3 separate regions of the Mus musculus genome follow, and regions 2 and 3 are each linked to region 1. The links are chromatin loops, found by intact Hi-C in ENCODE. Cell type or tissue: heart. All regions are shown on one strand.

The links. Peaks named below come from ENCODE experiments on the same cell type or tissue, not always from the same donor. Only the 100,000 strongest peaks of a DNase experiment are listed, where the experiment ranks them.
Region 2: it touches region 1 in a loop (4-fold over the local background); 10 of 42 quality-filtered maps call a loop at or near these places.
Region 3: it touches region 1 in a loop (13-fold over the local background); 32 of 42 quality-filtered maps call a loop at or near these places.

What each region holds. Positions count from the first base shown.
Region 1 is chr12:118,854,172-118,856,671 of GRCm38, forward strand. No RefSeq gene overlaps it. Among named protein-coding and RNA genes, the nearest start is that of Sp8, 8.2 kb to the left of the region's middle. In heart, a CTCF peak has its summit at 1,159; no DNase peak of the experiment used is centred here; H3K4me3 peaks cover 1,221 bases; H3K27ac peaks cover 565 bases; H3K27me3 peaks cover 958 bases.
Region 2 is chr12:118,300,751-118,303,250 of GRCm38, forward strand. Sp4 (trans-acting transcription factor 4) reads right to left here and starts at 690. Exons shown (of 6, transcript NM_009239.4): 1 at 477-690; 2 at 1-58. The coding sequence starts at 483. In heart, CTCF peaks have their summits at 628 and 1,418; DNase peaks (open chromatin) are centred at 581 and 1,401; H3K4me3 peaks cover 2,500 bases; H3K27ac peaks cover 2,488 bases.
Region 3 is chr12:118,456,862-118,459,361 of GRCm38, forward strand. No RefSeq gene overlaps it. Among named protein-coding and RNA genes, the nearest start is that of Gm25577, 47 kb to the right of the region's middle. In heart, a CTCF peak has its summit at 1,071 (motif pointing right); no DNase peak of the experiment used is centred here; H3K4me3 peaks cover 685 bases; H3K27me3 peaks cover 1,478 bases.

The DNA of each region.
Region 1 (2,500 bases):
TCATTTGTTTTTCTTATAAATGAGGTACTGATTTGATTCCAATATTTTTGAATAAGTATGTTTTTAACTTTTTCTGCCCCCCACCCCCTTTAATGTTTGTGTCTAAGCTGGCATTTCTATTTATTCCTTAATTTTACTAAAATAACTACAGGTTCGGGTACCCTGCTCCTCCGCGCGCTTCTTTTCCAAAGTAGCCTTAAAATTCTACGACGGATTTTGGAGACTTTGGAGAGGAGATGTGTAAGAGAGCAATGCTGTACTCTTGAGATTCATTCGGCACCTCTCCGAGTGCTGTCTTCCAAATCATTTTGCTCAGTACAATGGTTGCTGTTACTTAAAAAAACCAAGATGCTTGCTTGTGCCCCTATTTCCTGCTTCCGGATCAAGGGAAAGCCAGTAATCCCTGGGTGTCCTGGACTCTAGCCCCTGGTTCCTGGGGAAGAGCGCGCGGCCACCTTGTAGTCTCTCCCTGGGAGCTGAACGTTGATTCGCTGCTGCTGGTGGGAGGAAAAGAGTATTTTATTTTAGTCCCTGGACGCGTGTTTAATTTAATTTAATTTAATTTCTGTGGGGTCTCTTGGCAGCAGAGAAGCAGGTTTCTACATTGGCTTTGATTCCTGAGCAAAGTCCGGACTCTTAGAACCCTGGGAACAGAGGAGGGCTTGGGGAGGGCATTGGGGCATAATGCGTTCGCTACAAAACAGTCCCTTATCTTTTAAAGCTCTTCTAGTTGGGTTCTTGTTTGCAATCCACTCCCCAATTTGACTGCTCTGGCCTTAAGTTCTACTGAAGGCTCACTGGAAGTGAGCCTGCTCTGCTGAGTTCTCCGCCCCGCCCCCCCTCAAGTTTTCCCGGTCCTCTGGAAACAACCAGGGAAGCCGGGGAAGAGTTCCTAGCCATTCTCCGCTGCCGCCCCTATTACCCCAACCCATCCCGTTCGGCTTGGCGTTCTTTATATGCAGGCAGCCCTTGGGAAGATCCCCAGCCGTCCCAGAAAAGCTTCCAGCTGCTAAGCTGCACCGGCGCCGGCTGCTCCCGGGTAGCGGTGGAAGCCTGGGGTGTCCGTGGCGATTGTGTTGGGACTCTCTGGGCTCCCGGCGCACACAAAGGCTAGGCAGTCGCCTGCACCTTCTGCGCGGACAGCGAGCGCCACCCTGTGCCCCGCGACCGCGCTGCAGAGTCCCGAGCCCGCTGCTCTCCAGCCTGACCTTGGGCTCAGCATCCCTCTCCCCTAAGCCGTCTTGCCACTGAGTCTGGCTGACAGAGAAAGCTTGCGGAGGTTTTTTGTTTGTTTGTGTTTGTCTGCCTGTTTGTTTTTAGATTTAGGAATCAGTTTAGCCACCTAGCAGAAAAGAGAGTTGGTAGGAAGGTACAGACTCATGGTACCGTGAGCAGAAATAAACCTTTCTTAAAGCCTTGTACCTAAAACCCACCTCTTTATTATTATTATTATTATTATTATTATTATTATTATTATTATTATTATTACTTTCATTCTCTCTGCTCTCCACTCTATTCTTTGGCCCATTTGATACCAGGGCACCCTAGCAATCTTCTCCAGACCAAATCTTGGTGATATTTTAAGAGACCCAGGAGAAAGATCAACCATTTGGGAAGAGTACCTCATTTGGAGAATGTGCCTGTAGCATGCAGACTGTCTGAGGAAAAGAGCCCGCATTTGGCAAAACTTTTCCCATCATGGACTTTTGTAGACACAGACCTGTGGGTGTTTGTGTTAACTTGGATCTACTTTTTACCCTTGAGATTGGCCAAGGGTCAAACTTGAAGATTATTAATGGCGCCTGTGGACCATTCTGTATTGGTATGAGGCACCCTCAGACTGAGGCTTTGTGGAAACTCTTCTTAAGCAATAACAGAGAAGCACTATGGGATGCACACTTGTGCAAAACAGGGCTCTCATAGTTACTTCTGTAGTTAAAAATTCTTATTTCCATCGACTCCCTACCTATAGCGGGGGAAGGAAAGAAATAAAATACACTTTATTTGGTGTGTAGAGTGCCCATCACAAGTAAAGCAAAGTGATTTGCAGCGGCGGGTACAAGTAATGTGGCCACCCGCAGCTTTAGAACATAATTGACAACTCCCCCTTCAGAGCACCAGTCTCTTCCTTGAAACCAGCTGGTGACGCAAGCCCACTCCCACCCCCCTCCGGTCCGGAAAGCCAGGAAGCTCTGGAATGCATCGTTCTCTCACCCTATTGTGCCTAGGTGTTGCAAACCACTGAAGGACAGAGCTTTGTGCTTTGATCTCATGTCCCTGCTATTCTGTGGCACAGAGGGGTGAGTTTAAATTAAATTTCTTTCTCTGCTGATAAGTTCTAATGGGCCTCAGAAGGTGAATAATTATGCAGTAACATTTCATGGGTTGTTGGAGTGGGAATTCCCACTGCGCTGTCACCAGGAACAGAATGTTCAATGCTAAATGAAGCTTCTCAAGTAAGCCACAAGTGTCTTTCAAATCCCCCTGCAGATAATCTAGG
Region 2 (2,500 bases), 550 kb before region 1:
TTCCCTCCTTCTGTAGCCATCGCCGCTGCCGCCTCCTCCTCCTCCTCCTTCTTCTGATCTGCAACAACCCCCCACCACCACCAACACACACGACAACAGGTTATTAGGATTATTATTATTCGTTCTCCTCCCTTCTTCCCCCTCCCTCCTCTTGAACATTAATCTCCGTAAACCCGCGATCCGTGCACACCGGCAGGGGGTGGGGGAGAAGGAGGGTAGGGAGGAGGGGGCTCTCACGAAACGTGGTTTGAAACCCGACCCATAGGCTCCAGAGCAACACCCAGAAGGAGGTTGTTCTAGCTCAGACATTAAGACAAAACACAGCCCTCCTTCCCTCCCCCTGGTTCCCTCCCGCCCTCTCCTCCTCCCCTTCCAGCATCTCGGCGGCCCCGGGGGAGGGGGAAGCGAGCAGGGTCTGGGGAGGGAGGGACGAAGGGAGGCGGTGAAGGAGACCGAGGGGGGTGGAGAATACGTACCGCTCATCCCGCATTAACAGGACAAACCCTCTCAGAGACACTGGGATAGAGGTGGGTGGGGGTGGGGGCGAGGCGGGAGGAGAGGCCGGTCCCGCCCGCCCGCGGTGGCTCGGAGGAGGCTGTAGCTGGCACAGGCTCTGCCTCTTTTTCCGCGAATGGCCGCCGCTGGGCTGTGGCGTAGCAGCTCCTCTCTCCGCCCGAGCCCGGCTGACTCGCCCTTGATTGACAGCGGCGGCGCGCGGCGAGGGCGGCGGCGCGGGCCGGGGGGCGGAGCCAGGGCGGCGCGAGCGCGGCGACTCCCCACCCCCCTCGGCCTGCCTCCGCCGGCGCCGCCGACTCTCCACCCCTTCCCCCAGCGGATTGGCCGCCGACCTGCCGGGGCCGGGGCGCTGGGGCCGCCCTTTCTCCTCCCCTTTGCCCGGCTGGTGCTCGCTGCTGTTCGGCTTCTGCCTTCCCGGCCCGCGGAGCGTGCCCTCTCGGTGAGCTAGCTGCGGTTTGCTGCCGGCAGGCCCTCCATACAGCCAAACTTGTTGTCTCAGGATATCCCGCCCCCTACTCAGTTCCCGGCGCCCTCCACTCAAAAGCGCGCCGCAGCATCCTGCGAGGGGCCGCGGAAGGAAGACATGGAGCTAGGCTTAAGGGAGAGGAGCGGGGCGAGCGCGGGGAAGCGTGAGCTCCCTGCGATCCCGTGGTCTGAGTGGACTGCCAGCTGCCCCCTCGGCGTGAGCATGGCTTTTCCTAAGGCGCATCCGGACCCGGGCGCCCTTTTTCCCTGGCTCGGCTCTCATTGGATGAGGCCGCTGACGCACAGTGAGTCGTGGGAGGAGGCGGGCGGGCCTCTCCCGCAAAGGCTTTCGGGCCTCGTAGTTTTTGACGGCTATTCCGATTGAGGCACCGCCTTCCTCCCGCCCCCGAACGCGGCCTGGCTGCGGAGCCTAGAGCTGCCCGAGGGGGCGGTGGCAGCAGGGCGTGGCCGGGGCCGAGTGGGAGTTGAACCCCGCGCGGGGGGGAGGGAGAAATGGGTGTTGTTTGCCTGGGCCTATCGGCCGAGTGGGGCTGCCCGAACCGCCTCTGCCACCGCCCCCTCAGCTGAAAGCCGCTCCCCGCGGGGCGAGCTCACACCCGGAGCGCGCGGCGATTGAGCGGACCGAGGTGTTGGGAGGCGGGGTCTGGTGTCCTCGGGGTTTGAATGAAGCTGACTTGGGGTACATCCCCTTCGCCCTGCTTTCTTTGCTCACCTAGCTTGCCGGGGCCTCCGGTCTCAGCGCGAGGCCTGTGTTCCCACCGAGCAGGAGCTTCCATTTTATTTGTCGTATCTCTGGCTGGCTGCTGGTGCAGATTAGTGACTTGTCTTCTAGGGTGGCCACGAGTGCGCCTTAGAGTCTGCGTTCTTGGCGCGCTTCTCGCTCCTAGAGGTCTCACAAGGTTGTCCGGGCAAAGGAAAGCCTGGCTGCATGTGGGTCAGCTCTGGTCATGGTTTTAGCGTAAGCTTCTAGGCAAGTGGAATTCACAGCTAGCTGCGCAAAGCACTTTGTCAAATGCTCCTGAACCGGCCCCTAGCTTCTCTCCAAAGACATGAAATCAAGATACCAGGGACCGACCATATGAGCGACTGATGAAGTGTACCAAAGCTGGAAATAAGTCCCTAAAAAGAACCTTGGGACAGGACACCATTACACACTAGGCTTAAAGCGTTCCACATTTATTGACGTGGACCCCACATTCAGCTTTGGGTGTTTTTGTCTGGTGCCTGAGGTCTGACATATTGTAAGAGTGAGTGAGGAGTCTGGTTCTGTACTTTACTAGTGTTTCCTTGCTCAAGTATTTAGGGTGATGACAAAGCTGTAGCAGTAAAGTAAAGAAGCTGGAGTAAATTACAATGTTGCCTACTCCATTTTATGAGCTGAAGATACTATAGTAATCTCCTCCCATACACATCCCAATTCACTAGATCTTAGAAAGCTCAGAAGTGCTTGCTATATTATAGATACACAGTCTCACCTCAAGCACCGCCCCGATCCAGT
Region 3 (2,500 bases), 400 kb before region 1:
TACAAGAAAGAGAAGTCTTCTTTTAAGACAAAGGAATTAAAGATTGCAATCAAATCACAAACTCAAGTTAATTCTGTGGCTGTAAATACTCAGCTTTAGGTTAATAAGCACCTGTGCCATCAGTATGTCTGAACAAGTTCCCGAATACAGTCTTTCAGAAACGTTTGTAACACCCAACAACTGGAAGTCAAGAACGCAACGTTTTCAATTGCTACCTAAAAGCTGGGCAGAACAAGGTATCCTAAAACAACTATGCTTTTAAAACTAATTAGCATATGCAGTGACCTTAAAATGTAAAGATGTTACTTCTGTGAGACTAATTTTCTTCCCCAACCCAATAGGAAGTAAATGGAAATACAGAACGGAAGAGTTCTTATCATAGAATTACTGCTTTTAAATTTCGTGTGCGCGCGCGCACACACACACACACACACACACACACGAATAAAATTTTGTACCCCAGTATACTATTTTATAAAGGCTTGCTGGAACTTAGTTGGAAAGTGATAAAACACAAACTAAGCCAAAGTCAGCAAAAGTCAACAGTTGTGGCGGTTTTGTTTTCTGGTCTTTCCTTCTTGGAGGTCAAGGGATGTAGCTGTGTGTGTGTGTGTGTGTGTGTGTGTGTGTGTGTGTGTGTGTTTTCAAAGGAGGTTTAGTTATAGTCTTTCATTAAAAAAAAAAAGAAAGAAAGAAAAAGAAATGTAGACTCTACCTATTTAGCATCATTGCTCACGCCATGTTTTCTGGCAGTTCCCAAATAATACGAATAGAAACAAACCCGTGTAGAGTGTCCATCGAAGGAAAAGAAGCCTCCTTACCCAATGCTTTAGGCAAGTAGAGACTGAAAGACGAGCATGTTTGTGCGTGTATCTACTTAAATACTTACCATGCTACCATTCTCTTGGAGCTTGCAGTCATATGTGCTTTCTGTGTCCAGAAAAATCAATATTCTTATAGTTTTAAACGGGATTTTTTTCTCCCACGTCAGAAATGGGACTCTTCGACCGCGGCGTTGTGGCTTCAGATCCACAGGGTTGGGGTCCGCTCCCGCGCTGCGCGTTGCCTTTTTCATCAACAGAGGGCGCTCTGCGGTTTTCCAAGGATCCCGGCTTCTCTCACGGCCGAGCTGGGCAGCGGGCGAAGCATCAGTTAGCCGCGTTTGCAGGGTTTTTCCCCCCCATACCAGGCAGAAGCTCTTTCAACTGGCTAGTGTATGATTTATTGGAAATACTACTGATCACTGAAACAACATACGTGAATGAAAGGAAACCCCATGATTTTACAAAAGTCGGGTGACCGTGACATCTAAGGCTGCTAACTAACCCCAACCGGATAGTATTGGAAATGATCATAAGCATAGAACGCAGGCTGATACAGTCTTCACCTTGGGAAGCCAGGGCGACAGCTTTATTTACATGGCCTATCCCAGTCCTGAGCGCGCGAGTGTGCCTGGTTGTGTCCTACTTTAATATATTATACTCTTTTATACCTGATACTAGACAAATGAAATACATAATTCCTCGTGAAGTAATCTGCCTAGGTCCTAATTGACACATTAGGAGAGCTCTGAGAAGCTTTTTCTCTGCTGAAGGTTAGAGAGAAGATACCAGATGCCGATGCTATTAATTTCTCAACAGTCCAAAGCACAAAATTTCAGCTGAAAACTTGAGAGAATGAAAAAAGATATATTTCAAGAAAATTAGATTTTTCTCAGAGTATTTGTCCAAGATCTACATTTTTAGATGCATAATTTATTAGATGTTTCAACACAGAGAAGTAATCATAACCAGCTAACTCGAAGATTGCCAGTTACTATCCTTCCCGGCAAAGTTTTACAAATGTCTTAAAGCCACTGTGAAAGTCAGAGCAGCAACCCTAACAGACGCCAGAATCAACATATTTGACAGAAGTGCGCACGCCATCGTAGCCCATTATTTCAAATGAGAATGTTCCATCTCAAGATCCGGAACGATACCACCAATGACAGAATAAACGGGAATGTGGAAGTCAAACAGCATGACAGCAGCTACTCAGAACTAGAAAATAAGAGCATTGTAACGTATAGGTGTGCTCCAAGGTTCTCCTCTGAGAAAATGTGCTCCTCTGAGAAAATGAGCTCCTTTCCCACAAAGGGAAAGAAATGCCAGGTTTCCTTATGTTGAATGCATGTTTGTGTAATATTGAAGATGATGAAACAAATATTTAACAGCTAGGACAGTGCATTCCCAGCTAACTCATCCCTTTATCGCTTGCTGGTTGGAAGATAAGAACCATCCTCTTTCTTTTGCAAATATGTTTGCCAGCAGCTGTTTCAACATTTATAAAGACCATTCTCACTGATTGCCAAATAACCATAAATTTATTTACGCATATTTTTGAGTTGGAGGCATAAAAATAATTACATGTCTGATTAAATCCACTTATGCCTTCGTGTCTTACTAAATCTATAATAGATATGAATCGTTACAATACACTGCATCTAAGTGCATAAATAATG